Linked DNA regions of Homo sapiens: all the other regions are linked to region 3. The links are chromatin loops, found by intact Hi-C in ENCODE. Cell type or tissue: heart left ventricle. All regions are shown on one strand. Each heading gives the region's core, and the rest is flanking DNA. Links, peaks and the distances in the headings are about the cores only. Region 1 holds the start of SNORD147 (small nucleolar RNA, C/D box 147). Region 2 overlaps PLEKHA7 (pleckstrin homology domain containing A7). Region 3 overlaps PLEKHA7 (pleckstrin homology domain containing A7). Region 4 overlaps PLEKHA7 (pleckstrin homology domain containing A7). Region 5 has its middle 11 kb from the start of SNORD14A.

Region 1 (6,319 bases), core at 1,471-5,470, 110 kb before region 3:
CAACTGTAATTCTGACATTGTTAACATTTTGGTAAATATCCCTCTAGTAGTCTTTTATTTATTTATTTATTTATTAACTGAACTTTCAAACAATGATTAGGTTCTAAAATTATAGTGTATGGTAAAAAAAAATCTCATAAAGTCAAATGTACCCTAAACTACCATGGACAGTAATTTTTATGCACACTAAAATTAGGCTTAAGAGCAACAAAAATCTACATGAGGGCCAGGTGCTGTGGCTCATGCCTGTAATCCCAGCACTTTGAGAGGGCAGGGCGGGAGGATCACTTGAGCCCAGGATTTGAAACCAGCCTGGACAACATAGTGAGTCCCCATCTCTAAAAAAATTTAAAAAAAAATTAGCTGGGCATGGTGGCACATGCTTGTAGTGTCAGCTACTCAGAAGACTGAGGTGGGAGAACCACTTGAGCTCTGGGAGGTCGAGGCTGCAGTGAGCTGTGATTGTACCACTGCACTAACATGATGGAGCAAGAATACTGTGTCTCAAAATAAAAATACAAAAAAAAAAAAAAAATCTGGGGGCAAAACCAATCTACCTTTAAGATTACTATCAAACCCCTAATGGTGAGTAGATGGTAGTAGAAAATTGAATTCTGTTCCAGCTTGCCTGTAAGGTTGATTTCATTCTGTTTTTTTGTTTTTGTTTTTGAGACAAAGTCTCACTCCGTCACCCAGGCTGGAGTGCAGTGGTGCAATCATAGCTCGCTGCAACCTCAAGCTCCTGGGCTCAAGAGATCCTCCCACCTCAGCAATGCCCAAAGTGCTAGGATTACAGGCGTGAACCGTCACATTCTGTTTTAATGTTAAGGTTCTTCTATACTTTAATATGGGTTGATAAATTTACTTGTTGTGAGGATGACATGCCATAGTGGCATCACATTTTACCTCAGATAGTAGGTTCTGAGTCAACCAGTAAGAAAAATAAACACAGGTGCTTACCACCTCCCTCCCCAACAGACCCCCCCTTCCCCCTCCACACACAATTGGGATGATTTGTTTTGTAACATTTTGTTTTATTCAACAGTAAGTATTTAAAATATCATTTTAAAAGTTGTATGTATTCCATCGTAAGCATGTACCACAGTTTATTAACCAATTTCCTGTCGTACAATTAGATCATTTCCAATTACTTGCTCTTATAAAAATGATGAGATGAACATCCTTGCGGATAAATCTTTGTGCTCATCCACAATGAAGTATTCTGGATAAATTCTTGGTTGCGGAATTGATGGTTCACAGGATATGAGCATTTTAAAGCCTTTTAATTCATATTGCCAAATTGTCCCCAAGGTCATTGCATGCTTCCTTCAAAGTGTCTTCTTGCCAACATTACTGGAAGTTATTATTCAAAGGAGTCTTGCATAGCATGCCTTTTTTGTTTTTTTGGATGACCCAGGGCTTCTATTCATTGTCTGGCCAATTTATCCTGGAAAGAGTACATGAAACGAGGCTAGAGATGATAAGTGCTGGTGGCTGGGTTGTGGGGGAGGGTGGGGAAAGATAACAGAAGGGTGGGCTTTGGAGGCCATTTCTTTACTCTGGCCTCCAAGCTATCTTCAGCAGACATCTAAAAACAGAATATTGCTTAATACTTAAAGGGCATATATAGTTTTAAAAAGCGTATTCACTATTATAATTTTTGATTTGGAAAATAATTTGGTCACCATAGAAGAATGGGAATGGCATTTGTATATTTATCCAAAAGGAAGTATGGTTTAAAAAAATATATGGAGAAACAATGTCCTAATCCAACCTCTCATTTTATTTTTATTTTGTTTTGAGACAAGATCTCGCTTTGTCACCCAGGATGGAGTGCATCACAGATCACCGCAGTCTCAAATTCCTGGGCTCAAGCCATTCCCTCCCTGCCCCCACCCCCGCCTCAGCCTCCTGACTAGCTATGGCTGCGGGCTAGCGCTACCACGCCTGACCCAACCTCTTATTTTAGATAGAGACACTGATACCAGAGAGTGGAAGGGATTTCTGTATGGCCACACAGCAAATTGATGACTGAGTTGGAGCCTCAAGTGAAGGTTCCCAAATTCCTGTACAGCGCTCTTTTGCAGAGGTAGGACAGCCATGGATCAGGGAGAGATGAGAAAACAGACATAAGGGCCTCTTTGGACAGATAGCCAGGCTCTCTTCTAGGGCCTGGGAGCCACCCTATGCCCCACCTGGATAAAAGCCCAGATGTGCCTAGCATGGCATTTCCACTTCTGCCTAATCATCTCCACCTGTGAATGGAAGCAAGCTTACACTTTAATACCCAGTGGTTTTGCCTGAACTTTCCCACTCACTGGGTAACGTCTCAGCTTTGTCAAGTATCACTTCGTCAGGGATCCTTTCTTGACTGCCAAGACTTAAGGCTCCCTGGTGCATTCTTATAACACCTCTGTAATCCCCTCGCAACAATGGTAATTACCTTGTTCTGTATTTAATATAGGTCTCCCTGACTAGAGTAGAAGCACTGTGAGTGTAGGAAGATTATCTGTTGCTCCTGGCATATACTAACCCTTAAATGTTTGCATGTGTGAATATTTGGACGGGTGCTAATGAATGAATTAGAAGTGTGTGTGGGCTGCTGAGAGGTGCTGTAGTTCTGATTGCCTGCAGGACCAGGAGAGTGATCCCTTATTGCCAAGGGCATTGAGAAAAGAGAGAAAGAAAAGAGACATAGTTGAGGTTGCGAGGGCAGAGACAAGCCAGAGGGTATGGTCTCCTTCGCTGGGTGCCTGATAGCGGCCTCCTGGGCGATGAGGTCGCAGTCACATCCAACCAAGTCTTCATTCCTGGCTTGTCAGAATCCGTTCCCGCAATTTACCAGGGATTGTTAGAAGACTCCTTGAATCATTGTGGGGAAGAGCATTCAAGGTCAGGACTCTTGGAGGGGAGACGACAGCAACCCGGGTCTCCTGCAGCCTGGTCTTCCCAGCCGATGGGCACTTGCGGCAACGGATGACAGGTCTGCTGGTGTCTGGCTAGACGCCAGAACAGCGCAGTTCTGAGGCCGCAGGTCCTGCCCCTCCGCCCTTTTCCCTCCCCCTCCTCAGCCTCTCTACCCCTCCCACTTGCAGCATCCTCTACGAGGAAAGGAATGTGCTGGGCTCGGACGCGCCGTCCTGGCCGAACGGCAGCACCTGGGGCGCGCTCTGGACCGCTGGGGTCCGCTGTCTGGCGCTGCGCCACGTGCTTTGATCGGTGCTGATGTCAAGTGGGTGTGGGCTCCTCGGAAAGGCCCCGGCGAGGAGGAGGAGGGCGCGCGATGCGCCGCGGGCGAGCTGAGGCCCCGGCGCGCTCCGTAGCCCAGCGCCGCTGACCGGTGGCCCGCCCGGGCTCGCGAAGCAGTCGCATGGAGCCGCGGAGCTGTCCTCCCTGGGACGCGTGCCCCGCCACGCTGGGGGTCTGGCAGGAGCGACCAAGGGGGGCCTGCAGGTGTGTGTGCGCGCTGTAACTTTCGGGGGGTCTGCGGGTTGTCGAGCCGACAGGGCGCAGGGTGCACGGGCTCCTTTTGGGGGTGCTTTGTGTCTGGGCGCGGGCGTGACTGGAGCCGGCTAGTCCCCGGCCAGCCATGAGCGAGGGAGCCGTAGCTGGCCGCTGGAGTTTCTGCAAGAGAATTCATTGAGCCGGCGCCCGGCTTTGGGTTACTCCTCGGGAAGGACGCCAAGGGAGCCGTTGTTGTTTTTAAAAATCGGGTCTCCAAGTACAGACTGCGTTCTTGTTAACAGGATTACCTCAGCAGCAGAGAGCGCCGCTTCCCAAAATCGGCTGTGGTTGGGGACCCCACGGCCCCGCAGGCGTGCGGGCTGCGGGGACAGCAACTGGCCAGCAGTGGAGAGGGTGGGGACCGGGAGGTGGGCAAAGGCGACCCCGCCAAGCGTTCCGCCAAGTGTGCAGGGGCGCCTGCCCTTCCTCTACACCCACACTTGCCAGGAGCCGGCTACGGAGGAGGTAAGGGGTCAGCTTCTCGCCTGTGACAGCTCTGGTTTCAGACACACCTTCCCGGAGGAATGCAGAGGCTTTGTTCCAGGCGCCCGTCCCAGCCCCGAGCCCTGAAGCCCGCGGGCATAGGGCTGGGACTCCGGTGCCATTACTCATCTTTTATGGCAACGCCGGCAAGCTCCTAGGTAGGCAAGTTAATTATTAATGTGTCTAAGCTGGAGAGAGGAAATCTGAAAATGAGATTGGTGGGTTGCAGGCCTCCCCCTTTCTTTTTTGGCTTTGGCAAGGCAAGGTTTAAGCCCAAGGTGTTGCAGTCTATTTCCCTAGAAGGATAAGGGCATTCCCCCAAGGCACCAGCACTGCCCCCGAAGGGTTCCCCTTTCGTTGTCGGTGGGACAGCCCCATCTCCTCCCAGAGGGCAGAAAGGGTGCATCCCTCAGTTTTTAATCTACTTTAGAACCCGTCTGTACCCCTCCTCCTTTGCCTTCCTAAATGCATCTCACTCCCATCCCCTTCCTCAAGGCAGCTTCCAGACCAGGTGTAGGAGACCTGAGTCCTCTCAGCAGGTAGAGTCTGAAACATTCTGAAAAATAGAAAAATGTTGCCCTGTCCCAGCCATGGTGCCTGAAAACCTCCTTGCGTGCTCCGCCAGTGCCCTCGGGTGTATTTTCAGGCCTGGGGGCTGTGGGCAGAGGAAGAGGTGTCTGTCAGGTGTCACCTGACTTGTCTCTCCCAGGCCCCTCAGTAGGAGGGGAGCAGAAAGGTCCAGGTGGGAAATAGAGAAGGTGGAGTGAGGCTCCTCCCTCAGGCAGTTTCAGTTTCCCTCCTGTCCTTATCAGAGAGAGGGTGGGTCTAAGACTGATAGTTGTACAAGGTGTCCTGTTTGTGTGCTGGGGTATTTCTGGGTGGGGCCCTAATGAGTGGGAGTGGAAGGGCCCAGCCTTAAATGGAGGGCTGTGGACCAGGCTGGGCTCTGGGGAGGTGGGAGGGACGGGGGTTGGTTAGAGACAGACCTGAGGAGATTTTTTACCCCAGCCAGGGCCTTAGAATAGTTGTGAAACTCAGCCTTCCTGGTAGCATTGTGCCTTAGAGACCTGGGAAGCTATGTGCTGGCTTAGGATAGAGTTTTCAGTCCTGTTAACGGAAGGGTGGAAGGACTGGACTGTAGAGTAAGTGCGATGAGGAAGATGAGCATGTCTTGGAAGTTGACATTCTGGGGAGTGCAAGAGGCGGCTGAGTTTATGTAAGGCGGGGAGGGGCAAAGGCAAGAAGTGTGGGGAATAGGGTGGGCTTACTGCAGGCAAGGAGCGCAGGAAGGCAGATTTTAGCACTGGGTGTGGGCTGTGTATCAGAGAGGTGCTTCCAGACAGGCTGCTGTGCTCCCTCCCCCTCCTCCCAATTTTCTATCCCCTTTCTCAGTGACTTGGTTTGCTGAGTTCGCCTGCCTCTCTGCTCTGCTCTCCATGGGCTGGGCTGCTCCAGTCCCTACCTCACTCCAGCCTTCCAGGGAGAAAATGAGTGAAGGAAGGCTTGACTTTAAAGAGGCTGTTGACTCTGAAACCCTGGTTTGTTGGGGAATCAGTGCCACCTGCCCTGCCACCTGGGTTTGCGGTGTGTACACTCCATGGCAGCCCTCCCCTAACACACAGGGCTCTTGCTTGTAGAGTGCCACCTTCTCCAACCCTGCCCTGAGCTGCTGGTACTCTGTGAGTTGAGGATTTGAAGATGGCCTTGATTAGGAACAAGGTTTTTCTATTATGAAAAGTCTGCTCAAGCCAGCCGTCTAACGTCTCACCTTTTGGCCTGCTGGCCATGGCTGCATATTTGTGGATAATGGCCCAGCCAAGATGGCCTGGGGCAGCTACTACCCAAAGTGATTCCCGGAAAGAGTAGGTGGGTAGCGGGGTCCCTAGGGCACTGAGAGTGAGAGGGCATCAGAGGTTATAGGTTAGGGGGAAAGTGAGGCAGGTATCAGACTGTGGAATGGTGGGGTGAGGATGTCATGGTCACTATGGATTGTGAGGTCAGAGGACTGAGTAGGGCTAGCTTGGAAATTCCCCATGTGTCTTGCTCCTAATGTCTGCACTGGATGGAGCAGGCTATGGTGAGTCCAACATCAGTGGAGGCCTCTGTCCTGGGGCCTGACTCCCCTTGCTCTCAGGGGAAAGGGGCAGCCTGTCTCTCCTCTGCACCAGCTCCTTAGCTTGTCTTCTCTCTTCCCTCTTAAAAGAGGTACTTGGTTGATGGTGGTTACTGAGTTCCTCAGTAGCAGCTGTGGCAGGGAGCCTTTACCTGGGATGGGTGGCAGGAGAAGCTCCCTAGGCTAAGAGAAGGGTGCTCTGATGGTTTGTTCTGACTC
Region 2 (6,319 bases), core at 867-4,866, 64 kb before region 3:
GGGATTACAGGCATGAGCCACTGCGCCCAGCAATTGTGTGCCTTTTAAGATTTCTTTTGAATACCTAGCTGAATCAATTATTTTTTTTAAATGGTGGCAACTTTTTGCAGTTGCTTTCTGGAGCAGTTTCCTTATCTATGATGTGGACAACTGTGGAGAGCTGAACTCCAGGGCCTGTGCTATAAACACCACAGTAGACTATATTTTTCAAGTTGGGAGAGGTCTGTGATCTTGTTCCAGGTGGCATCTGGTTAGATGCTTTTCTTTTCCAGGAGTCTCTGCCTACTGCCAGTGGCCTCTTTGGGTGGCCATTAGGGCTGCATCCACTGGTACCACTCTTCCTTTGGGTTCTATAGGGATAGAATTGGTGGTGGTATCTTTCTGGATTTTTCACTCTGTGGAAGAAACAGTCTGTTGGCTGGTTTGGGGTTTACCTTTTCTTTCTTTCTTTTTTTTTTTTTTCCGATGGAGTCTTGCTCTGTTGCCAGGCTGGAGTGGTGCAGTGGCGCGATCTCAGCTCACTGCAACCTCTGCCTCCTGGTTTCAAGCCATTCTCTTGCCTAAGCCTCCTTGGTGGCTGGGACTACAGGCATGCGCCACCACACCTGGCTAATTTTTTTTGTATTTTTAGTAGAGATGGGGTTTTACCATGCTGGCCAGGCTGGTCTCGAACTCCTGACCTCAAGTGATCCGCCCGCCTCGGCCTCCCAAAGTGCTGGGATTACAGATGTGAGCCACTGTGCCTGGCCGGGGTTTACCTTTCAAAAGCTCAGTTAGAGAAGGTTAAGAGTGAGTCCACTGTTGGAATAATTTTTTTTTTTTAAGATTTTTGTGACAGGGAAAATTCTGGGCCAATTTTTGTCATCTTCCTTTAGTTCTTTTTTTTCCTCCTGCCTCAGTCTCCCGAACAGCTGGGATTACAGGCTCCGCCACCACTCCCAGCTAATATATATATATTTTTTTTAGTAGAGATGAGGTTTCACTGTTTTGGCCAGGCTAGTCTCAAATTCCTGACCTCAAGTGATCCGCCCACCTCAGCCTCCCAAAGTGCTGGGATTAGAGGCATGAGCCACCACACCTGGCATCTTGCTTTAGTTTTTACTTTTACATATGAATTTTTTTTTTTTTTTTGAGATGGAGTCTCACTCTGTCGCCCAGGCTGGAGTGCAGTGGCTTGATCTTGGCTCGCTGCAACCTCTGCCACCTGATTTCAAGTGAGTCTCCTTCCTCAGCCTCCTGAGTAGCTGAGATTACAGGCATGTGCCACCACACCTGGATAATTTTTGTATTCAGGGTTTCACTATGTTGGCCAGGCTGGTCTTGAACTCCTGACCTCAAATGATCCACCTGCCATGGCCTCCCAAAGTATTGGGATTACAGGCATGAGCTACCATGGCCAGCAAGAAATCTTTATTTCTTAAAACAGATCTTCTTCATGAAAAGAAGGTCTTCTCTGGAATCAGTGATGTTGGTACAAAGTAGGAGTTACAAACTCAGACGTCTACAGAGGCTTAGCAGATAACAAAAAGGCAGCCTGTGGTGTTTATGCTCTTGAATTTGTTTTTGAAGTACTTATAACACTCTGTTTATATTTACAGAAATTTCTTTACTGTAAAAAAATTAGAAATGTTAGATGTGATGATAAATAACACTAGGTGTTCACCCTCAACACTGGGAAGCAGCAGGGAGTGTTGAGGACTGCATGGAAATAAAAAGGTCATTCTGCCTCTCCTTGGGGCCCAGAGTTGCGACAGTTTTTGTTTTTTTTTGTTTTCTAACATAAGTTCAATTTCTTTTTCTTTTTCTTTTCTTTTCTTTTCTTTTTTTAAACATAGTCTCACTCTGTTGTCCAGGCTGGAGTGCAGTGATGCAATCTCGGCTCACTGCAACCTCCGCCTCCTGGGTTCAAACAATTCTCCTGGCTCAGCCTCCTGAGTAGCTGGAATTACAGGTGCCCACCACCACACCTGGCTAATTTTTTTGTATTTTTAGTAGAAACAGGGTTTCACCATGTTGGCCAGGCTGGTCTCAAACTCCTGACCTCAGGTGATCTGCCTGCCTTGGCCTCCCAAAGTGTTGGGATTATAGGCATGAGCCACTGTGCCCAGCCTAAGCTGAAATTTTATATGAAATTTTTCTGTTTTTAAACTTTGGCTGATTTTTTACAATCTGAGTAGCTCAAATAAAACTAGTTTGGGGGACAAATTGGTTTTCAGGTCATGAATTTGAAGTCTCTGATGCATATTGGGATAGGTTGGCATATGGGATGGGCCTGTGGATCATCTCTCAAAGGACTGGAGTGGTGTGGGAGTCCTAGGGAAACCTGTGTGTGGAGGGGGCTGTTTATGTTCATCCTTGTGTATGGATATGGAGGAGTCCAAGATATATATGTAAAGTAAAAAGCAAGTTATAGAATGATATGTACAATTTTATTCTATTTGTGAATTTTTTTCTAAAAAGATATATATATAAAATTTTAAGTTCATAAAAATTTTGTAAGTGCAAAACCCGAAAAGGATATACAAGAAACTGATAAAGGTAGTTGCCCCTGGGATTGACACTGAATTGGAGGCAGGAAAAGGAACTGCTTTTTAGTTCATACCCTTCTGTAGCATGCAGTACTTAAATAATTTTTGAAAAGTAAAATGAAAAGAGCTGTTGGGAAGTATAATTCCTCTATGTTACAATTGGGGAGTGTTGCTATATATTAATACTGAAGAGTGTAAGCCTTCAGTGCTAAGAATGTTGAGGAAGGAGGAAATTAGAGTGGTCTGGCATGATTAGGAAGGGCTACTTGGAAGAGAAGGAGCCTTGAAGATTGGGCAGAAATCCTTAGGGAAAAGGACAGAAGGAGCCAAAGCCCAGAGGTAGAAAAGAAAGGATGACTTGGGGACTGGTGGGCAGTTAAAGTTGACAGAAGCCAAGAGTATCAGGAAGCAGTGAGAGATAAAGAGGCTTTAACATGAGGAGCCATGGAGGGTGTTTGGGCAGGAGATAATGGAACAAGAGCAGTGCTCCAGCATGCTTAAACTGGTAACAAGGATGAGGAAATTTGGAGACAAAGCCACAGGGTGGCAGCCTCTCATGTGGCCCCTGCTGGCTCCCAAGATAGCTGTCACTAATTCCTGCTAGGGTGTTTCCTGGTGAACAAGGATTATTTCTATATAACTGATGAATAAGCTCCTCGCATTTCCTGTTCCTCCACTCTTAAGAGTGTGAGTCTTCGAAGCTTGCCAACTTCTGCTGGTGCCCGATGTGGTTTCTCTACCTCCAAAGCCAGTGTATCTCCCAAGACATTTTGGAGGTTCTATACAGCAACTAGCCATTGACTGACATGTAGCCACTAGAAACAAGCCCACACTTTGGAGTTAGGCAGATCTGGACTTGGATTTTGACCTTGCCACTTGCTTGTTATATGATCTTAGAACGGCCCTTGACTCCTTTGGGCCTCAGTTTCCTCTTTTGTGAAATGAAGATAATATAATTTACCTTCTAGGGTGTTATGCCTTTTAGGTTGATACATAGCAAGTAGGTCTGCTTTGCTTTTCTATGACGACACCCACTCTGAACTCTGTGTGTGTGTGTGTATGTGTGTGTGTGAATATGTGTATATACATATGAAATATATATTTATATGTACTTATGACCATATCAGTCTATTCTATTGGATTATAAGCTACTATTCTGTGGGGGTGATTATGATCTAATCATTATTTTTCTCCAAAGCACTCAGAGGGCTAAGCAAATAGTTGGGCTTTAATAAGTGTTGAATGTGTGGGGTTTGTGCTCTTAAACCTAATCCAGTCTTTTTAGTGATGGACTTGTGATTAATTAGGCTGTGTCTGTAGGCTAGGGTATACCTCTTCTGTGACCAAAACAGTTCTGTCCAAGCAAATGCCCTTGTTAGGATAATATGCCAGCATGGCTTGTGAGTCATTCATTCATTCTGCTATGGCAATTCGGTATTTTGTAGGGCTTGGTGTTTAATATGATAGTTTGGGGAGCTTTCTTTAAAAATACATAAAATTGCAGAAAGCATGTAAACACATTGGTAGGGCTCTTCCTGGGGCCTGGAGGAGGCTTGTGAAAGTGAGGGGCCCTAAAGCTTGAGCTTCTTTGGTTTAACAGTAAATCATCTCCACATTTAAAGATTTATGGAACATTCACTACAGGTAGTATTAGGAGTTATGAAGGATATGGAGGTTTCTAAAAGGGAAAAGATGGATACGAGTTTTAGTAATACAGTCATCCTAAGTGGACTCAGGACAAAACCCCTTGTATTTTTTTCATTCAAATATTTGTGGAATACCTACTATGTGCCAGGCACTATGCTAAGCCCTGGAACATAGCTGTGAAAACACTAGTCTCTGCCCCATGGAGCTCATATTCAAGTGTCACCTGCACTGTGACTTGTAGAACTACGTAGCTTGCAATGAAAAGAGCCACAGTGTTGATCTTTCACTTTGGTGCCTGGTTTCTCTTTTTAACCCCTCTGCCCTTCTCGTTTTCAGACCTGTTCTGGGAGTGAGTGCCACATGGTTAAATCGGTGCTGAGAGAACCTTAGCCATCCCAAGCATTGAGGAAAGAATCATTGTTACCAGGGGGAGTGGGTTTGCTGACCTGTAACCACTCAAACCTTTCCCTGCCCTGACTGGTATGAAATATTGATAAGGAGCCATTGTTTCTTCACCAAAGATAGGCTCTGTTTTGGGGCTGATTTCAGCTCAGCATGGTAGGGCAAACCTGAATGAGCAATTTGTTCTGACTCCAGAGCTGTAGATAGGGGTGTTTCTTTATGTCCTGGTTCTAGAGGGGCAGCCAACCCCACGGTCTCAAAGAACGGAAGAATTGGATTCTAGAGACATGAAGTGCTTGCCTGGTTGATTACCTCTAGCCACTGCTCCCCTTGGCCACAGTGGGGCAGTGACTCAGAGCTGGAACTGTGTTCCTGCCTGGTTGCCAGATTTTGTGTGGGGGGTGGAGAGGAACGAGAATGAATGAGCAGGAACAAGTGGCTGCTGGATTTGTAACACCTTGGGAGGCAGCTGCTCAAGAACCGAAATTGAGAGACAGCAGGCAGGCTGGGAGTCTCCCTCCCTGTCTGACCTGAACCTAAGATTTAATAAGGTGGTGCAGCTGGGGAAGACACTATCCGAACGTGGAGCCCAAAGGGAGGGTGAGTGTGTCCCCTGCCTTTTCCGGTAAGAACAAGAAAGCAGGTTAGTCCTGTACTGGTTTCATAGGGATTCAGTTTGCTGTGGTATATTCTGATTCATGAAAGTCAAGTAATGACTGAGAGAAAGGGAGTTTTCGATGGTTGGGAGCACCTACAGTTAAATAAAAACAACCACCATCCAATGTAATTGGGCATAAATAAGACATAAGTATCATTAACTACACCTCCCTGATGTTATTACAGAGTATTTTGTTGGCAAGTGAGGTTGGGGAGGACAACTGGTCTGCCTCTGTCTCTGTGTTTGCAGTTGTGTGTAGTGTTGTTACATTTCAGTCTGTAGCTCTGTGGATGACAGTCTGAGATGAACCGCAGCATCTTAAAATGCTACAGCTGGAGGGAACATCCTGGAAACATCTCCTGCTCCAGCCTTCTCATTTTACAGTTGGGGAAACTGACTTATTTAAGTGTACTAAATGGAAGCATAAAACTGGGTGTTCTAAGATTAAAAATGTTTCACAGGACAGGTTTGAAAACTTCTATAGAATGCGGCTTTTCTCGGGCCGCAGTTTCTGAACCTGTCGGGGATGGAAGTGTGGCTGGTGGAAGGTGCCTCTTGATCTTAAACCACTTTGCCTGCCAGGTGAGTTCTTTAAATAGAAATTTAAACAGGAGGCTGGGTGCTGTGCCTTAACTCAAAGGGAAGAAAAGAAAGCGTGTTCTTGAGCCTCTGTCCTAGAGCAGGCTGAACATGCTGGAGTCTGCAATGTGGAAAAAGGCAAAACAACTCTATTGGAGTGCAGTTTTAGAGTTAGCAGAAGATAAATATAGCAGGCACTGAAGGTTGAAGTGTCTACTGTGGGCTGGGATGTTATCAGTGTTCTTTATAACAACAATGCAGAGTCGGAATTAATCTTTTCTTTACAGATAAACTCAGAAAAGCCACTAACTCGCTCAAGGTCATGCACTACCAGTGTGTGGCAGAGCTGGGATTTGAATTCCAGTTTGTGTGGCTCTGATCTGCCTGGGCTTCCTGCAGGCCTGTGTGGCCTTTCTAGATGGAGAACCTACCTGCACCCCCCATTTTACAGATGAGGAAACTGAGGCCCAGGGAGGTTGAGTAGTTGCCTGGGCTGTAGAGCTAG
Region 3 (6,319 bases), core at 1,444-5,443:
AATGCTTACAGCCATGTTCCTTAATCCTGTCTGCATGATTTGATCATTTGAGGCCCAACGCCAGAGATTTTGATGTAGTTGATCTGGGGTGAGGTCAAGGTATCAGTATGTTTTAAAAGCTCCTTAGGTTGACCAGGTATGGGGGTTGATACCTATAATCCCAGCACTTTGGGAGGCCGAGGTGGTAGGATCGCTTGAGTCCAGAAGTTTGAAACCAACCTGGGCAACATAGCAAGACACCATCTCTACCAAAAAAATTTTTTTGTTTTTTAAATTATCTGGATGTGGTGGCATGCACCTGTGGTCCCAGCTACTTGGGAGGCTAAGGCGGGATAATCACTTGAGCCCATGAGTTCAAGGCTGCAATGAGTTATGATTGTACCACTGCACTCCAGCCTGGATGATAGAGCAAAAACCTGTCTCCAAAAAATAAATAAATAAATAAATAAATAATACATACATACAACTCCCTAGGTGATTCCAGTGCATGTCCACAGTCAAGAAACTGTTGCTAGGCTGCACATTGGAATCACCTGGAGAGTTTTAACATTTGGTGAGGCCTTGGTCCCCTGCGCAGAAATCTGACTCCATTGGTCTGGGTTGCAGCCTGGACATAAGGGTTTTAGGAAGCACATTTTCCCCTATCCCTCTTCCCCCAGTGATCTAATGTGCAGCCAGGACTAAGAATCCTCAACTGAGAGAGCACAGTTGCAGAGGGCCAACAACAGAACACTGAGGACCCCTAGCCTAAGGGTCAGGCAAAAGCTAAGTCACCTGAAGGAGATGAAGAGAAGATGGGGGAGGAAAACTGGAGGTTTTGTTGGGGAGAGTTTCAACTGGAAGGAGTCCAGTCAGCAGTGCACGGTGCTGCAGGTAAGGACTTCCACCTGGGCGTGGTGCCTTCTTTCCTTTTTTTTTTTTTTTTTTTTTTTTCCCCTACCAAAAGCAGACACTTGAGATGTGGTACCTTTCAAGGAGGCTGGGCACCCCTGAAGGAAAGTCCAGAACCTCACGGGTCTTTTGCTCAGTAACAGAAACCCTTTTTCCACTGAGCTGCTTGATGGGCTTAGATGGGCAAACCTGAATTACCATGCTTAACAGAGCTACAGGGTCAAAGTTAGCTCAGGACGCAGAGTAAAAGGAGGGGTTGAAATCAGTAAGACGGCATGGCCAGTGAGAAACTCTTTGTGGCAGGGGCACAGAAAAAACTTTCAAAAGCTGGGTGACTGATATGCAGTGATAAGTTGTCAGTTATGAAATGTCTCCGCATAACTGCTCCAGCAGCCTGTAAACCATGTTATTCTGCTACACACAACGGCCTGAATTTGAGAGTTGGGAGTGGGGTGTGCACCAGAGACCTAAAGGATGAGAAGTTAACAGGGAAATGAGAGGTGGGTGGGGAGGGCATAGGACTTTCCCTGGGATGCAAGATGGGGATTTGAGCCATTCTTATCTAAGGGGAAGGGAGACATCAGGTCTGTAGAGGAGAACAGCTCATTGGCTTTAGAGGTCACTGAGCACACAGTGAGAGGAATTTCATTCCAGTAGGGCAAGCAGATCTCAATGGGCTAGAAAGTGAATAAAAGTGAAGAATTGAAGGCAGAAGACAGAACAGAAAATGCTGTCAATCTTTAAGTGAGCAAAGTGTCTCAGTCTCTGATTATCCTCTTGTATTTTAAAAGGTCTGCCTCTTATAGTCCCAGATTTTTTTTTTCTTAAAGATATATTTGTAGTCTCTTACAGTTAGTCATAAATAGATCTAGGTGCTGAATAAAGGAACTCCTCCATTTTCCATTTGAAAATATATGAGATAGATATCTCTGCTTTGCATATCATCAAGACTGCTAATCTCATTAGACTGAGCACATTAAGACATTGGGAGGAAGGTTATTTGAACTGCAATATGATCCTGTATTTTTGGCTTTAAACCAACAGGGAAGTATTTCTAATTGGAGATACAAATTTCACATTAAACTTTTTTAGGATATGGTTTGTGGGAGACAGACTGACACACTCTTAGAATCTCACTGTATTTTAAGAGCTTGTTTTGAAATTTTAGGCTTTCATTTTCCCACCCTGACCTCCCAGTGTTTAAAGTAATGCATACTTGTAAAATAGAAATGTTGGGGTGAGGGATAGAGTTAGGATCAGGAGACTCAAACACTACAATAAGGAACAGAGTAGAAAATGGAAGTCCTGTGTGATTGATCTGGAAGTTAGGGTGAGGAACATCTGCTGAGTAAAGTATAATAATTTGTTGCAAAAAATGATATTGCATCTCCACATGACCATTTCTGTAATGGCTGTATCAGAATATCCTGTTTAGTGCCTGTTCAGTGACAGGGAGTCCCTGTGGCCACAGAGCATGGTATAAGGAGACCTTGAGCCCAGTTTTTGGGTAAGACCGGAGGTTAGGGGGCCAGCAAATGGATCTGCTGTTAGGGGCAAAGCTGCTCTGGAAGCACCCACTTGCTCGCATGGGGTCTATACCTCAACCACAGTACCACCTCCTCCTGTGTCCCTCCTCCATAGTTACCTTGTTTTGACCCCTAGAGCCAGGGCTCACCATTGCACTGGTACCTTGGGGTCATTCCAGAATGGCAGACTATGTGTAAATGGAGGGTACAGGTTAGAGGATGAGCTTAGGGATTTGAGGTGCAGCTAGTGGGGCAGTGGGGAGGTGAGGGTGGACTCTGACCTTCCAGGCACTGTAGGCAGGCAAGGGGAGTGAGCTGCAGAGCCAGGCAGGAAGGGCGTATGGGTGGGAGCACAGCTCTGAAATGCTTTGCATAGTTTGCATTTTGCTTCTGGCAGAATGAACAATGGTTAGTCAAGTCCTGAACTCCCCAGGGGAAGCCTCCAGCCTGGTTTCTGCCACCGCTACCACCTCTGTTTTGAGGATTCAGGCACTGCCCCGTCTCAGAGGCACATTTGTGTCTAACTTTGGGAGATCGATAGCAAACCCTGCCACCTAGTGGCAGGCCGACTCACTTGGCAGGCACGACAAGTAGGTTGAAGAGATCTTAAAATTATCTACTGTAATGGCAAAGATAGCTTTATTTGAATGACAACTATTTCAAATCCTCACAGCAATTTTCTAAGTGGTTCTTACTATCCCCATTTTGTAATAAGGAAGGTGAGACTTAGAGGGCCTGGATGATACTTGCCTGAGGTCATATAGCTAAAGTGATTAAATGAGTTGAGTTTTAAAACAATTAGAACAGTTTCTCAAACCTTACAGAGCACTAGAATCTCCTGGAGGGCTTGTTAAGACACTGATGCCTGGGCACCATCCCCAGAGTTTCTGATTAGGTAGGTCTGAGGTGGGGCTGATAACCAGCATTTTAAAAATATATCTTATTTTTAATTGACAATAATTATATGTATGGGGTAGATGTGATGTTTTAATATATGTATACATTATGAAATGATTACATCAAACCAATTGACATTCATCACCTTACCTGCTTATCCTTTTTGGTGGTAAGAACATTTAATATCTACTTTTAGTAATTTTGAAATATACATTATTATTAACCATTGTCACCATGCTGTGCAGTAGGTCACCAGAACTTATTCCTCCTAACTGAAACTTTGCATCCTTTGACCAACAGCTCTTCTTCCATCTCTCCTCTCCCTCCCAAAACCTCTGGTAACTACCTCTCTACTCTGTTCTTCTATGAGTTTGACCTTTTTAGATCCCACATATAAGTGAGGTCATACACGGTATTTGTCTTTCCATGCCTGGCTTATTTCATTAATGTGCATTTCTAACAAGTCCCCAGGTGGTGCTGATGCTGGTGGCACACAGGCCACACTTTGAGTAGTGTTGGCTTGGAACAATGTCTGGCACAATATCAGCACCAAATAAATGTTAGATAAAATTGATAGGTGAAGGCAGAGTCAGAATTGACCTCAAGCCTGTCTGACTCTAAAACTTGTTCTCTTTTTACAACATCATGCTGCCTCTCAGGCTTAGTAAAATTCCATACTTTGTCCCTTGCTTAATTTTTTTTCCTTCTCAGAAAATAAGTTGGAGGCTGGGTGCGGTGGCTCATGCCTGTAATCCCAGCACTTTGGTAGGCTGAGGGGGGCAGATCACTTGAGGCCAGGAGTTCAAGACCAGCCTGGCCAACATGGTGAAACCCCGTCTCTACTAAAAATACAAAAATTAGCCAGGCGTGGTGGTGCACACCTATAGTCCCAGCTACTCAGGAGGCTGAGGCAGGAGAATCCCTTGAACTCGGGAGGCGGAGGTTGCAGTGAGCCAAGATTGCACCGCTGCACTCCAGCCTGGGCAAAACAGCGAGACTCCAGAAGAAAATAAGATGGCGGCCAGGCATGGTGGCTCACTCCTGTAATCCCAACACTTTGGGAGGCCGAGGCGGTCAGATCACAAGGTCAGGAGATCGAGACCATCCTGGCTAACACAGTGAAACCCTGTCTCTACTAAAAATACAAAAAATTAGCCGGGTGTGGTGGCACACGCCTGTAGTCCCAGCTACTCAGGAGGCTGAGGCAGGAGAATCACTTGAACCCAGGAGGCGAAGGTTGCAGTGAGCAGAGATTGCACCACTGCACTCCAGCCTGGGCAAAAGAGCAAGACTCTGTCTCAAAAAAGAAAAAAAAGAGAGAAAAAAAAAAGAAAGAAAATAAGATGGCTAGTTGGTGTTAGTTTTTGAAGTCATATCCAGTTTTGTGTGCTGGAGTGTTTATTGAAGGGCTAATTACGCACAGGACTTTCTTAGACTGTGGACAATACCACGGTGTGAAACACAGTTCCTGTCTTTCAAGAATTTTTCACCTTGGCCTGGGAAAACATGTCTTGGAAGTATGAAAAGATCACATCAATATAGGACCTTGGAAAAGTTACAGGCAGTGTGATGACGAGGTCAAACAGAGTTGGATCACTGAGGGCTGTGGCACTACAGAAGGTCCACGTGGGGGAAGGCATGAGCCAGCATCCTAGAGAATGAGTAAGACTTGGGTAAATAGAGCAAGGGGAGACCATCCAGGCAGGGGGAGGGAAGAACAGTGTTATAAGAGTAAGAAGGGCAGGAAGGGTACACACGTTAGTGAAGGACCTTCTGTGTATCAGATGTGGGGGTTGCATTTCCTAACCTGTCTCATTGATTCCTCAGAAGAGCCTTATGAGGCAGGTAATACTATCCTCCTGTTACAAGTAAGGAAACGGAAGGTCAGAGCAGTCAGGTGAGCTGCCTAGGGTCACAAAGCCAGCAAGTGTCAAGCTTGGCTTCAAACCCAGGTTAGACTCCTTTTTCCTTTTTCCGTTGCAAGATGTTGCTAAGGTGTGGAGGAGGCTGGGACGGGACTAGGGTGAGGCTGTCAGGCACCAGCAGGTGTAGGGGTGACCCTGAGATGGAGTACTTCCTTCAGTTTTGGGCCCTAGGCATTTGGCGTGGCCCGTAGGAAGAGCAGTGAGAAAACAGCAGGCCTGCAAGGTGGGTGTTGAGGTCAGCTGCTAGCGAGCTGTGAGTACCAGGCTGAGGAGTTTAGACTTTATTTCAGAAGGGACAAGGAGCCATGGAAGTTTTTGCAGCAAGGAACTGATATGATCAGAGCACTTGACTGTGGACAAAGTGGAAACCCATTAGGAGCATCTCAGAGTTGTCTGGAGGGAGATAATTAATCAGTATCTGGACTAGAAGAGTCCAGAAAAAAGAGAACTGATGCCAACCACTTCCTTTATGAACCTCTGGAACTTGGTGCTAAGGATACCAGGCAGAGAGAAAATCTTGGTAACTTGGAGAATTGTGAGGCCTTTCCTATAAATATGCATAGCCATTGAAAGAGCTGACTGCTGGCAGCGGAGAGAGAAGGAAAAGCCAGGTTTAATCACATTGCACTCCAAGTGATGGGCATGGGGTAGCCAAGTTGTCCTGGCAGAGGAAGTTGACAGAGAAAAATGGTTTTGGAGTCGTCTGCCAAAAGGGGAAGTGACTGAAGTCCTGGATGTCGGCCTTGATCATTCTTTTGAGGTTCTTACAGGACTGTCCCACATGCCCAGCTTTGTGGGTTTACTTAGATATGTTCCCCAAAGCCTGCAGAACCCTCGCTTGGTTGCCTGACCCGTTCTTACCCTTTCTCCTCAGTCTTCCCTTGGACCAGACGCTTCCTCGCCAGGGTCCTGGCCAATCCCTGTCCTTCCCAGAAAACTACCAGACTCTTCCCAAGAGCACCCGACACCCCTCGGGGGGCTCCTCGCCACCTCCCCGAAACCTGCCAAGTGACTACAAGTATGCGCAGGACCGAGCCAGCCACCTGAAGATGTCGAGTGAAGAGCGCCGGGCGCACCGGG
Region 4 (6,319 bases), core at 1,387-5,386, 120 kb before region 3:
CAGGGTGAGTCCCCAGTCCCTTCACCCCACACACATTTTCTATCCCAAGGCACCCTTTCACTCTTCATAAACTTTGCAGCAAACCAGAAATTCTCTGGCTCATTAATAGAAGGAAGGCCTTGTTGGGGTGGAGTAGGGTATGTTGCCAAGCTAATTGGTTTGGGGAACATGAGGAGAGAAAACACGAAAAAAATCAGTGGCCCTGAATGATTTACTTTGTGAGTGACAGCATCTGCATAGTTTTAAAACTAGAATCTGTGCATTGCCTGTGCAGTATTTCTTTAACTTTAAGCATTCCTGTCTCACCTCTGCATTTTTGCAATACCCGTGTAGTATTTTTCTTTAAATTGACTCAATAAAAACTAAATACGTAAATTTTTAAAATTTCCTATTATTTTAATTAATCTTCATAGCTTTTATCTATGTTGTATAGCTAATATTCATAGTATATTTTTTCTTTTTATTTTTTTTCTTTAGATAACAGAGCCTTGCTGTGTCACCCAGGCTGGAGTGCAGTGGCACGATCTCGGGTCATTGCAACCTCTGCCTGCCAGACTCAAGCAATTCTCCTGCCTCAGCCTCCCAAGTAGCTGGGGTTATAGGCGTGCACCACCACACCTGGCTAATTTTTTGTATTTTTAGTGGAGACAGGGTTTCACCATGTCGGCCAGCCTAGTCCTGAACTCTTGGCATCAAGATGATCTACCTGCTTCAGCCTCCCAAAGCGCTGGGACTATAGGAGGGAGTCACTGTGTCCAGCTTATAGTATATTTTTTCAAATGTTCTTGCCACATTGTCAAAGATCTTGGGCATCCTTAGGTATTTGCTCCATTTAGGAAGATTCTGCCTAAGAAATTCATGAATATTCCTCTAGGAGATCTTTGAATCTTCTAAAATTCAAAATTGTGTTTATTATTGTAAAAAATTGTGTTTGTGTATTTCTTTCCTGGGAAAGACAGTCCAAAGCTTTATTCAAGCAAGGACCAGAGAAGGGTAAGAGCCACAGTTTGTGGTTTCTTGAATTGTGTCTGATTATTATTTACAAAAATTTCATTTTCCCAGGAAGAGGAACATTGTTGTTGTTGTTTTTTACAAGAAATGGATGTTTTATTCCTAAAGCATTCTATTTTTTAATGAGGTGCAGATAAACTGCACATTGAAAAATGGTCTCTCCCACATCTCTTTCTCATCTCTATTCTGTTTTCGGCCTTCCAACATGTGAATGTTAATCACTATAGGAGGAAGGTGACTATTTTCTGATCCAAAAATCATGATGTATGGTCTGATTAAGGATTTTTATGTATATATCATGCCTTTCAAAGGTATAAAGGGAGAACTTCAGTTACACATTTAATGAATTTTCTTTATTAAAAGAGAAAAATTGAAAAAAAAAGTGAGGGGGGCACCTATCTTAGAATATTGAGAATGTAAGTTCACTAAATGTATTAATAGACCAGTAAATGTTTCAGAGAAAAAAATGAGCACAAGGAAAGCTACTCGTTGGGGCATAAATACATGATAAAGGGGCTATGGGAAAAAGCACCATCATTCTAGATCACACAAATCAAACAGAATGCACCATTTGTATAAATGCAGACGAAGCCACGTGTCTTTCCCTGCTTCTAGGGTAACACACCAGCAAGGGGACACAAAGGGCACCCTGTTCATTCTTTCCATCTCAACCCCTTAACCTTAGGAAGAATATTAGAACATTTGTGTTTGCATCCTGCCTCCTTCCTCTGAAGGTCCATGAACACTAGATACAATGATAAAATAGAAATAGGAATTTGAAATCAGGACTAGGGAAAATATAAGTAAGAGGAAAAGGACAAACCCAGGAGGTTGGGAAGAATACGAAGGCACTCACATTAAGGGTCTGTGTTTCTGCTGAGCTGCACATTTGACTTGGAGCTTCCTGGCAGCCAAAACAAGAAGGAAACAGGGTAAGCTTTCTGGATTTTACTGTTAGAAAAGAAAAACATCGTCTGAGTGCTGTGGCTCACACCTGTAATCCCAACACTTTGGGAGGCCGAGGCGGGTGGATCACCTGAGGTCGGGAGTTCAAGACCAGCCTGACCAACATGGAGAAACACCATCTCTACTAAAAATACAAAATTAGCCAGGCATGGTGGTGCATGCCTGTAATCCCAGCTACTCAGGAGGCTGAGGCAGGAGACTCGCTTGAACCTGGGAGGTGGAGGCTGCAGTGAGCTGAGATGGCGCCATTGCACCCCAGCTTGGGCAACAAAAGTGAAACTCCATCTAAAAAAAAAAAGAAAAGAAAAACATCCTAGTTAAGGGATAGCTAAGTGCTTCCTAGTTTGTTTCTTTAAGTTAAATTTCTTATAAACAAGGTCCTCTTCAACTTTCTTCTTTGTCTTATTCACTCCTCATTATATGGCTCCTCAGACTGGGCCAATTTCTCAATTTAGGTGGCTATGATACAGATGGTCGTATACCTCTCTTCTGTAGTGTTTATCATAGATGTACATTCTCATGTGCTTAGATGATTATTTTGAAAGCTTGTGTTCTCTACTAGACTATATACCTCATGAGACTTGGGCCATATTGTCCTCAGTGCCCAGCACAATCTTGGCACATGGTATACCCTCAATAAATATTTGTTAGAACAAATGAATAAGGCCAAAGCATTCAGGGATTTTATGTGACTGATTCTTGTAGTGTCTTCCCAGGAAATCAAGGCCCTTTCAAGCGTGCAAACTGTCTCTTGTCCAGAGAGCTTGGTGGCCATCTCCAAGCTCATTTTACTCCACGGTTATTAACAATTTGGAGATTGTTAATAACAACGACTCCAGGTTATTAACCTGCTATAAATCCAATCCTGTAATTGGTACTTGATACATGTTGCTGGTAGTCCTCAAAGATGAGGGAGACTGAGGCTCAGGGGGAGGGAAACAGCTTGCCCAAGGTCACATTGCTGGAAGGCATGCTCTTTCCTTTCTGCCTGCTGTTTCTGAGCCAGAGCTACAAGTGTCTGTGTGAGTTATGGGTTCTTATCTCTTGGCAATTAGAGCAGCTCAGCAAAGGTATTTCTGGCACAGGCCATTGCTGCTTTCTGACAGCTGCTACATTCCAATATCGCCTGAGTTTAGGGAAAAGAAAGCCCACACCTGGGGTTGGCAAAGATAGTCTCAGAACTCATTTTCCCTGGTTTCTGCACATGGTGAATGTGTTTATTGTTCTTGTCACACTGTCTCCTGAAGTGCAGATGCATTAAAGTTGAATATTATTTTCATAAAAGCCACTGGAGAGAAAGGGAGAGAAGAGGCATGATTCGGGTGTCTCCAGGAATATAATTGGATTTGCCCAATGATTGGGAGAGTGGAGGTGGGAAATGACAACATGCCAGGAAGTACATTTGATGGTGCTTTTGATTCCAAATTTGTTAGGCATGTGTTTTTAATTGCTTTGTCCCTGTTGTCATTATTCTAATAGAGACCTGATTTTTTTTTTTTTTTTTTTTTTTTTGAGACAGAGTCTCACGCTATTTCCCAGGCTGGAGTACAATAGCATAAGCTCGGCTCCCTGCAACCTCCGCCTCCCGGGTTCAAGCAATTCTCCTGCCTCAGCCTCCCGAGTAGCTGGGATTACAGGCACCTGCCACCACGCCTGGCTCATTTTTTGTATTTTTTAGTAGAGACAGGGTTTCACTATGTTGGCCAGGCTGGTCTTGAACTCCTGACCCTGTGATCCGCCCACCTCGGCCTCCCAAGGTGCTGGGATTACAGGCATGAGCCACTGTGCCCTGCAGAGACCTGATTTTTCAAAAGGGGTTCATTATCATATTAAACTTTCTCTATTCAGCAAGGTTGGCAAATGGGATGTTCTCCTGGCTCAGTGTTGCCACCTACCGTGTGCTGCATAGATTGTCAGTCTTCAAAATATTAGAAGGCAGTAAAACACATTTCAAACTGCAACAAGGCATAATTTGATCCGTCTGTTCTTCCACAAGGTTGCAAGTCTTCAGGGTGAACATTATAAGCATCTGTCATCACTGTGTGCTCTTGGAGTGCCAAGATACTGGTTATAGTGAATTCTGGTGATAAAAAAAATGCTAGACAAAAATACCACTTTTTCTTTGGTCCCTTGAGAATGAGCCTCAAAAACATGTGCTGCTTGCACATGGGGATCTGAATAATTGCAACATTCAGGATTATGTAGAGAGAGTATCCCTGAAGAAGGCACTTAGGGTGGTGTTTGCAAATGTCACAAGGCTTTCAGTTCTATCTTTGGCCCCCTAGTCTCAGTAAGGATTTTGGCTCATATCAGTGATTTGGAAAACCTAATAACTTTTATGTCTCCAAAGTTGTGTTTCCAGACTGCTGGCTATTTCATATTTTAAAGCATGTTTCTACCTTTAAAAGGACACCAGAGAATAGCAGTGGGCACTGACATGCCTTTACCCCTCCCCACACTAGAAAAGGACCGACACATTTAATCTTTTTTTTGAGACGGAGTCTCACTCTGTCACCCAGGCTGGAGTGCAATGGCACGATCTTGGCTCACTGCAACGGGTTCAAGCGATTCTTCTGCCTCAACCTCCCGAGTAGCTGGGATTACAGGCATATGCCACCATGCCCAGCTAATGTTGTATTTTTGTGGAGACGGGGTGTCACCATATTGGCTAGGCTGGGCTTGAACTTCTGACCTCAGTTGATCTGCCTGCCTTGTCCTCCCAAAGTGCTGGGATTACAGGCGTGAGCCACCATGCCCAGCCTCACATTCGATATTTATTTGTGGATAGATTTAGGTTCTTTTTCCCAATTTCCCCACAGTAGCTTTGACAAGTCTTATTTGGAAGAAGTAACACAGTTACTGAACTGGCGTCTTGTTCCTAGTTTGAATGGTAAGAGCCAGAAAATCGCCCATTCACATGTAGTACATTAAGATTTCACCTACTTTCCCCAGAAATTATTGTTTAGGCAATTAGGGACAGAAAAGTATGAAAAATACAGGTGCTAATTATAACCAGACTCTTTTTTTTACTGTAAGAGATAAAAATTTCAAAGTATTTTACATATTAATTAGGATATTTCCTCCCCTTAACCTCTAATTAATATCCACAGTAAACAACCTTTATTAATTACATGAATCTGAACATTTAATATCCAGGAATATGAAGACCATACACTGAGTATTCATTTATTGCTTATCCTGTTCCACAGTGGATTTGAGGTAACTTATGGGAAAAGGGTGAAATATGGATAACAAAATAAAACAATCAGGATCAATAGGAATATAAATTATATTAGGAGATTAAGCCTAAGGAGACAAGGAGAATGGCAATAGCCTGGTACTGTTTCTGTTTAGGTAAAAAGCCAGTTCATTGGACAAGTTGATGTAGCCATTTTTTAAAAAGCGACTTGGAAGCTACTCTGGGTTTTGGAAAGCTCTGTGTAAACATGGGCTGCTTCATGTTCCTGACATTTCAGCTGAACTTTGAAAATTGCTTTTTTTTTCCCCTCCAAACCTCTACCTGACCCCCAGCACACACCCACTTCATCTGAGCCAAGGAGGTGTCAATTCTAAAAGTATTTTATCAAGCGAGGTTGGCATTTTTCTGGAAATGCTGTAGCCTGAGTGCCAGCAGGGCATTTGGGAAGCTTATTTTGGAAACCCTTTCATTATCATGGCACTCAGGCCCTTATAAGTGGTTCCAGGACCTCATACCCTGATGGGCTGCAGTGATAGGAGGACCAAAAAAGGGAGTGTTGAAGTGGAAGGGGACGGTGAAGTCCTCTTCTCCCAAGCCGGCAGGAGGCACGATAACTTATCTTTCTTCCACGTCTCCTGTCTCCAGCCTCTCCTCCAGGACCAGAGGGCTTCCTGTTGCTTTCTGGAGGCCTGGTTTGCTGGAGGTCATCCTGAAAGAATGCTGCTCAGATAGGCTCCCAGGAAGCTGATGCAGAGGATGGGGCTGGGAGGCAGACTTTGCTGGATCACAGAGGGTTGCCTGGGCAGCGTGCTCTCAGCCTTGAACAAGTTACAATCTTGTGCTGCGATTTGGCTCTGCTCTTGCTTGTTACAAGCCACTGAAGGTCTCTAGCTGGGAGAGCCACTTTCTCCCTATACCCAGGAAGGATTCACAAGACCATGAGATGCCACTGATTACATCTTCTGCCCCCTCCCTGAATGGAGACCACCATAGCTCACTGGCTTTGTGACTTTTCCTCTTGGACGTTTAATCAACATGTCAAACTAACATGTCCAAAATAGAGTTCTTGATCAATTTTAACACCTCTCCTCCCCTTTGACTTGTACTTCTCCCAGGCTTATTCATTTCAGGAAACAGTGCTGG
Region 5 (6,319 bases), core at 1,360-5,359, 240 kb before region 3:
ACAAAATTGGAACTGCCTAACTGATTAGTGGGCTGCTTAAATTAAGGTATGAAATGTACCTCAATATATTAACATATATACAATAATTCCAGTTTTGTTAAAAAAAATTATGCACAAACATACAAATATCTAGAAAGATATCCACCAATGCTTCTTGACCAGGAGGCATTCACTGGGATACTCCCAGAAGACTTTTAAAAATAGTGATTTCTTTTCCTTTTGAGACCGAGTCTCACTCTGTTGCCCAGGCTGGAGTGCAGTGGCATTAGCTCACTGCAACCTCTGCCTCCTGGGTTCAAGTGATTCTCGTGCCTTAGCCTCCCGAGTATCTGGGACTACAGGCACCCACCACCACACCCGGCTAATTTTTCTATTTTTAGTAGAGATGGGGTTTCACCATGTTGGCCAGGCTAGTCTCGAACTCCTGACCTCAGGTGATCCTGCTGCCTCAGCCTCCCAAAGTGTTGGGATTACAGGTGTGAGCCACTGCTCCTGGCCTAAAATACTGATTTATTTATTTATTTATTTTTTTGAGACAGAGTCTCGCTCTGTTGCCCAGGCTAGAATGCAGTGGTGCAATCTCGGCTCACTGCAGTCTCCCCATTCTGGGTTCAAGCAATTCTCCTGCCTCAGCCTCCTGAGTAGCTGGGACTACAGGTGAATGCCACCATGCCTGGCTAATTTTTGTGTTTTTAGTAGAGAGGGGGTTTCATCATGTTGGCCAAGCTAGTCTGAAACTCCTGGTCTCAAGTGATCCGCCAGCCTTGGCCTCCCAAAGTGCCGGGATTACAGGTATGAGCCACCGTGCCCATCCTAAAATACTGATTCCTTCATGCCTGTAATCCCAGCACTTTGGGAGGCTGAAGTGGGAGGATCGTTTGAGTTCAGGAGTGTGAGACTAGCTTGGGCAAAATAGTAAGACTCTGTCTCAACAAAAAATAAAAAAATTAGGCCAGGTGCGGTGGCGCATACCTGTAATCCCAGCACTTTGGGAGGCCGAGGTGGGCGGATCACGAGGTAAGGAGTTCAAGACCTGCCTGGCCAATGTGGTGAAACCCCATCTCCACTAAAAATACAAAAAAATTAGCCAGGTATGGTGGCGGGCACTTGTAATCCCAGGTACTTGGGAGGCTGAGGCAGGAGAATTGCTTGAACTCAGGAGGCGGAGGTTGCAGTGAGCTGGGATTGCACCATTGCACTCCAGCCTGGGTGACAGAGCAAGACTCCATCTCAGGGGGAAAAAAAAAAAAATTACTCATGGTGGCACATGCCTATAGTCCCAGCTACTCAGGAGGCTGAGATGGGAGGATTGCTTAAGCCTGGGAGATCAAAGCTGCAGGAAGATCACTACTACACTCTAGCCTGGACCACAGAGCAAGACTCTGTCTCTGAAAAGTAAAAACAGTTTTGGTTTTTTTTTGAGACGGAGTCTTGCTCTGTGGCCCAGGCTGGAATGCAATGGCACAATCTTGGCTCACTGCAACCTCTGCCTCCCGGGTTCAAGCGATTCTTATGCCTCAACCTCCCAATTAGCTGGGATTACAGGCACATGTCGCCATGCCCAGCTAATTTTTGCATTTTTAGTAGAGAGGGGGTTTCACTATGTATGTTGCCCAGGCTGGTCTTGAATTCCTGACCTCAGGTGATCCACCCACCTCGGCCTCTCAAAGTACTGGGATTACAGGCATGAGCCACTGCACCCGGTCACTAAAAAATATTTTTTAAAAATTGATTCCTTTACTCCAGAAAGGGAAGAAGAAGAGATGGATACATAGGTAGGTAGGTAGGTAGGTAGGTAGGTAGGTAGATAGATAGATAGATAGATAGATAGATAGATAGATAGAGATTCCTGAGCTCTGTCTGGGAAAGCAGAAATCTGCTAGGATGGGGAGTGGGTTGGGAGTGGGGAACCAGACATCTGTATTTTTAAAAGGCATCTAGGATTGGGACCCCTGACTTAGAATCACAGAAGAGTAAACCAAGTAGGTACTTAATTCAGTCCTCATTTTGTGTATGGGTGAGTTAGACTCCAAGAAGGGACTTGCTCAGGGTCACACAGTGGGAGGGATGACAAGGACTAGAGTCCAGGCCTCCTGGCTCCTGGCCTAGTTGCCCTTTCCTCTTTGTTCTTGCTCCAGGTGTGAAAAGAAATTGTCTCTAGGTGGGATTATGGGATTTGTTTGAATCATTCTTTTGCATGTTTCTATTTTCTGACGTTTCTGTAAGAGTATCAGTTGCTTTTGGCACAAGATAAAAACAAAGAATAAAAGAAAGGATAAGGCCAGGTGCAGTGGCTTATGCCTGTAATCCCAGGACTTTGGGAGGCCAAGGCAGGTGGATCATTTGAGGTCAGGAGTTCAAGACCAGCCTGGGCACAGGGACATGGTGAGACCCTGTCTCTACTAAATATACAAAAATTAGTCAGGCCTGGTGGCTCATGCCTGTAATCCTAGCTACTTGGGAGGCTGAGGCAGGAGAATCGCTTGAACCCAAGAGGTGAAAGTTGCAGTGAGCTGAGATCACACCACTGCACTCTAGCCTGGACAACAGAGAGAGACTCTGTCTCAAAAAAAAAAAAAAAAAAAAGGAAGAAATAAAAGATAATTCTGTTAAAGCTATTTTACCTGGTGTCTCCTCCCCCACTTCCCTACCCTCCCTCCCTCCCCAACTACCAGCACCCCCGGGCAGTGGCACTACTTACTGTCCCATACCGCATTGCCTCTACAAAGACTGTGGCCTTTAGGGACAGTCTGGCTCAGAGTTAGGGACACACAGATCATACGTCTGAGCCAGGTCCAGGGAAGTCAGTGTACTCTGGGTACACAGATCCCCTGGGCCTGGCCCACCCAAGACTGCGTAGATGCCAGGTGGAGAGAGGCAGGCCCTAGAGTAGAGGTCCCCAGGGCACTGGCCCTTGAGCCACCAGGAAGCCCCACCAGAGGGCAGCAGAAGCCTGGTCCAGAGCTCCCATCAAGCCTCCCATGGGGATGTCACTGGGGTTCAGGGAAAGCTTCAGGGAGAATTTAGGTACTGTTCTGAAGGAGGGGAGTTGGAAAGGGTACTTTAGGTTTGTGTGAGGGCATGGCCTGTACAAAGCTAAGGAGGCAGGAATTCATGAATCAAAATGTGCCAAGGTGGGGACAAGAGAGCACTAGAATGTAAGCTCCTTGCAGGCAAGAACTGTGTCTGTTGTGTGTATGCAGCTATACTGTTAGAACAGTGCCTAGCACATGATATGTATTCCATTGATATTTATTAATCAAAGACATGAATGGGAATACTGCTGGTGGGGAGGAAATGAGGAAGAGAAAGGGCAGCAAATGTTTGGGTAGAGGACAAAAAAGAAAATAACTTTTACTTACTGAGCACCTACTCTTTGTTGGGCAATGTGCTAAATGTTTCTAAACTAAGAAAGTAGTACATGCTTAAGGTGAAAAAAATATTAAAGTTTTTTAAAATATAAAACAGGTCTTACCCGTACACCAGAACTTCTAGCCTCCTTTTCAGAAGCTAACAATGTTTTTTTGCATATTTTTCTAGAAATGTTATACACATGTTGGCCGGGCACAGTGGCTCACACGTATAATCCCAGCACTTTGGGAGGCCGAGGCAGGCAGATCACGAGGTCAGGAGTTTAAGACCAGCCTGGCCAACATAGTGAAACCCCATATCTACTAAAAATATAAAAAATTAGCCGGGCTTGGTGGCGGGCACCTGTAATCCCAGCTACTCGGGAGGCTGAGGCAGGAGAATTGCTTGAACCCAGGAGCCGGAGGTTGCAGTGAGCCGAGATTGCACCATTGCACTCCAGCCCGGGTGACAGTGCGAGACTCCATCTCACACACAAAAAAAGAAAGAAATGTTATACACATGTACCTCGGGTCACCTGCTCCCTTCCATGTCTCTCAGAACTTCCAGACACATATTCTCTTAGAGCAGCATTTTTCAAAGTGTAGTCTGGAACTTCCTTCAACGGAATCACCTGGTGGGAATATAACTTATTAAACATGCAGAATCTCTTAGCTGGGCATGGTGGTGCACACCTGTAGTCCCAGCTACTCGGGAGGTTGAGGCAGGAGGATAGTTTGAGCCTGGGAGATGGAGGCTGCAGTGGGCCGTGATCGTGTCACTGCACTCCAGCTTTAGCGACAGAGTGAGACCCTGTCTCAAAAACAAACAAACAAACAAACAAACAAGAAAAACAGAATCTCAGGCCTCATACAGAACCACACAATCAAGGGAAGGGAATCTGTATTTTAACAAACTGTAGGGAATTCTGATGCCCATTAAAGTTTGAGAAGCACTGCCTGGACTCACACAATCACTCACTGAGGAGAGGGTTCAGATAGGGATTGCATTGAATCTGTAGATTGCTTTGGGTAGTATGGACATTTTAATAATACTGATTCTTCCAATCCATGAACGTGGAATATTTTTCCATTTTTTTGGTGTCCTTTTTAGTTTCTTTCATCAGTGTTTTATGATATTCATTATAGAGATCTTTAACTTCTTTGGTTAATTCCTAGGTATTTAATTTTATTTGTGGCTATTGTAAATGGCATTACATTTTAATTTCTTTTTCCGATTGTTCATTGTTGGCATGTAGAAATGCTACTAATTTTTGTATGTCGATTTTATATCTTGCAAATTTATTGAATTTTTATCACTTCTAATAGGTTTTTTGTGGAGTCTTTAGGTTTTTTTGAAATATAAGATTATATCATCTATAAATAAGGATAATTTGACTTCTTCCATTTCAATTTGGATGCCCATTATTTCTTTCTCTTGTCTGACTGCTCTAGCTAGGACTTCCAGTACTATGTTGAGTAACAGTGATGAAAGTGGGCATCCTCATTGTGTTCTTAGAGGAAAGGCTTTCAGTATGATATTAGCTGTCTGTCACATAGGGCTTTTATTATATTAAGGTATATTCCTTCTATTCCAGTTTTTTTGAGGGTTTTTATCTTGAAGGGATGTTAAATTTTATCAAATGCTGTTTCAGCATCAATTGAAGTGATCATACTGTTTTTATTCTTCATTCTGTTGATATGATATATCACATTAATTGATTTGCATATGTTGAACCATCCTTGCATCCCAGGGACAAATCCCACTTGGTCATGATGAATGATCTTTCTAATATATTGCTGAATTTGCTTGTGTTTTTTGAGGATCTTTGCATTAATATTCATAAGAGGTACTAGCTTGTAGTTTTATTTTTTTGATGTGTCTTTGTCTTGTTTTGGTATCAGGGTCATACTAGCCTCATAGAATGAGATTGGAAGTATTCCCCCCTCTTACTATTTTTTGGAATACTTTGAGTAGAATTGGTATTAGTTTTTCTTTAAATGCTTGGTAAAATTCAGCAGGGTAGGGATCAGGTTCTGGGCTTTTCTTTGCTGGGAGACTTTTTATTACAGCTTTCAACTTGTTATCTGTTACTGATCTGTCAGATTTTGGATTTCTTCCTGGTTCAATCTTGGTGGGTTGTATCTGTCTAGGAATTTGTCCATTTATTCTAGATTTTCCAATTTATTGGCATATACTTGCTCGTAGTAGCCACTAATGATCCTTTGAATTTCTTCAGTATCAGTTATAATGTCTCCTTTTTCATTTCTGATTTTATTTATCTGAGTCTCTCTTTTTTATTTTTTATTTTTTTGAGACAGACTCTCACCCTGTTGCCCAGGCTGGAGTGCAGTGGCGTGATCTTGGCTCACTGCAACCTCTACCTTCCAGGTTCAAGCAATTCTTGTGCCTCAGCCACTTGAGTGGCTGGGACTACATGCGTGTGCCACCACACCTAGCTAATTTTCGCACTTTTAGTAGAGATGGGTTTTTACCATGTTGGCCAGGTTGGTCTTGAACTCCTGACCTCAAATGATCCACCCACCTCAGTCCCCCAAAGTGCTGGGATTATAGGCATGAGCCACCATGCCTGCCCCTTCTCTCTTTTTTTTCTTAGTCTGGCTAAAGTGTTGTCAATTTTGTTTAACTTTTCAAACAACCAACTTTTTGTTTCATTGATCTTTTGTATTGTTTTCTTTATTTCAATTTCATTTATTTCTGCTCTGATCTTCATTATTTCTTTTCTTCTACTAATTTTGCATTTGGTTTGCTCTTGCTTTTCTAGTTCTTTAAGATGCATTAGGTGTTTTTTTTTTTTTTTTTTTTTTTAACGTAGGCACTTATAGCTGTAAACTTCCCTCTTAGTATTGTTTCGGTATCTTGTGTTTCCATTATCATTTGTTTCAAGGAAATTTTAAGTTTCCTTCTTAATTTCTTCTTTGACCTACTGGCACATTCAAGAGAATGTTGT

What was found. Peaks named below come from ENCODE experiments on the same cell type or tissue, not always from the same donor. Only the 100,000 strongest peaks of a DNase experiment are listed, where the experiment ranks them.
Region 1: it touches region 3 in a loop (2.1-fold over the local background); 27 of 110 quality-filtered maps call a loop at or near these places.
Region 2: it touches region 3 in a loop (9-fold over the local background); 45 of 110 quality-filtered maps call a loop at or near these places.
Region 4: it touches region 3 in a loop (2.3-fold over the local background); 27 of 110 quality-filtered maps call a loop at or near these places.
Region 5: it touches region 3 in a loop (4-fold over the local background); 54 of 110 quality-filtered maps call a loop at or near these places.

What each region holds. Positions count from the first base shown.
Region 1 is chr11:16,922,660-16,928,978 of GRCh38, reverse strand. The region is part of intron 3 of PLEKHA7 (pleckstrin homology domain containing A7); the gene reads left to right. SNORD147 (small nucleolar RNA, C/D box 147) reads left to right here and starts at 2,957; the gene lies at 2,957-3,041. RefSeq lists an enhancer at 3,702-4,313. In heart left ventricle, for the core only: no CTCF peak of the experiment used is centred there; DNase peaks (open chromatin) are centred at 3,198, 3,638 and 3,967; H3K4me3 peaks cover 2,646 bases; H3K27ac peaks cover 2,676 bases; H3K27me3 peaks cover 1,999 bases.
Region 2 is chr11:16,880,142-16,886,460 of GRCh38, reverse strand. All of the region lies in intron 3 of PLEKHA7 (pleckstrin homology domain containing A7), which reads left to right. Among named protein-coding and RNA genes, the nearest start is that of SNORD147, 43 kb to the left of the region's middle. In heart left ventricle, for the core only: a CTCF peak has its summit at 3,065 (motif pointing right); a DNase peak (open chromatin) is centred at 3,150.
Region 3 is chr11:16,817,117-16,823,435 of GRCh38, reverse strand. PLEKHA7 (pleckstrin homology domain containing A7) reads left to right here. Exons shown (of 27, transcript NM_001329630.2): 11 at 6,114-6,319. Among named protein-coding and RNA genes, the nearest start is that of C11orf58, 82 kb to the right of the region's middle. In heart left ventricle, for the core only: a CTCF peak has its summit at 3,018 (motif pointing left); a DNase peak (open chromatin) is centred at 2,945; H3K27ac peaks cover 525 bases.
Region 4 is chr11:16,933,572-16,939,890 of GRCh38, reverse strand. All of the region lies in intron 3 of PLEKHA7 (pleckstrin homology domain containing A7), which reads left to right. Among named protein-coding and RNA genes, the nearest start is that of SNORD147, 11 kb to the right of the region's middle. RefSeq lists an enhancer at 3,542-4,053. In heart left ventricle, for the core only: a CTCF peak has its summit at 3,877; no DNase peak of the experiment used is centred there; H3K27ac peaks cover 2,950 bases.
Region 5 is chr11:17,060,217-17,066,535 of GRCh38, reverse strand. No RefSeq gene overlaps it. Among named protein-coding and RNA genes, the nearest start is that of SNORD14A, 11 kb to the left of the region's middle. In heart left ventricle, for the core only: a CTCF peak has its summit at 2,934 (motif pointing right); a DNase peak (open chromatin) is centred at 2,905.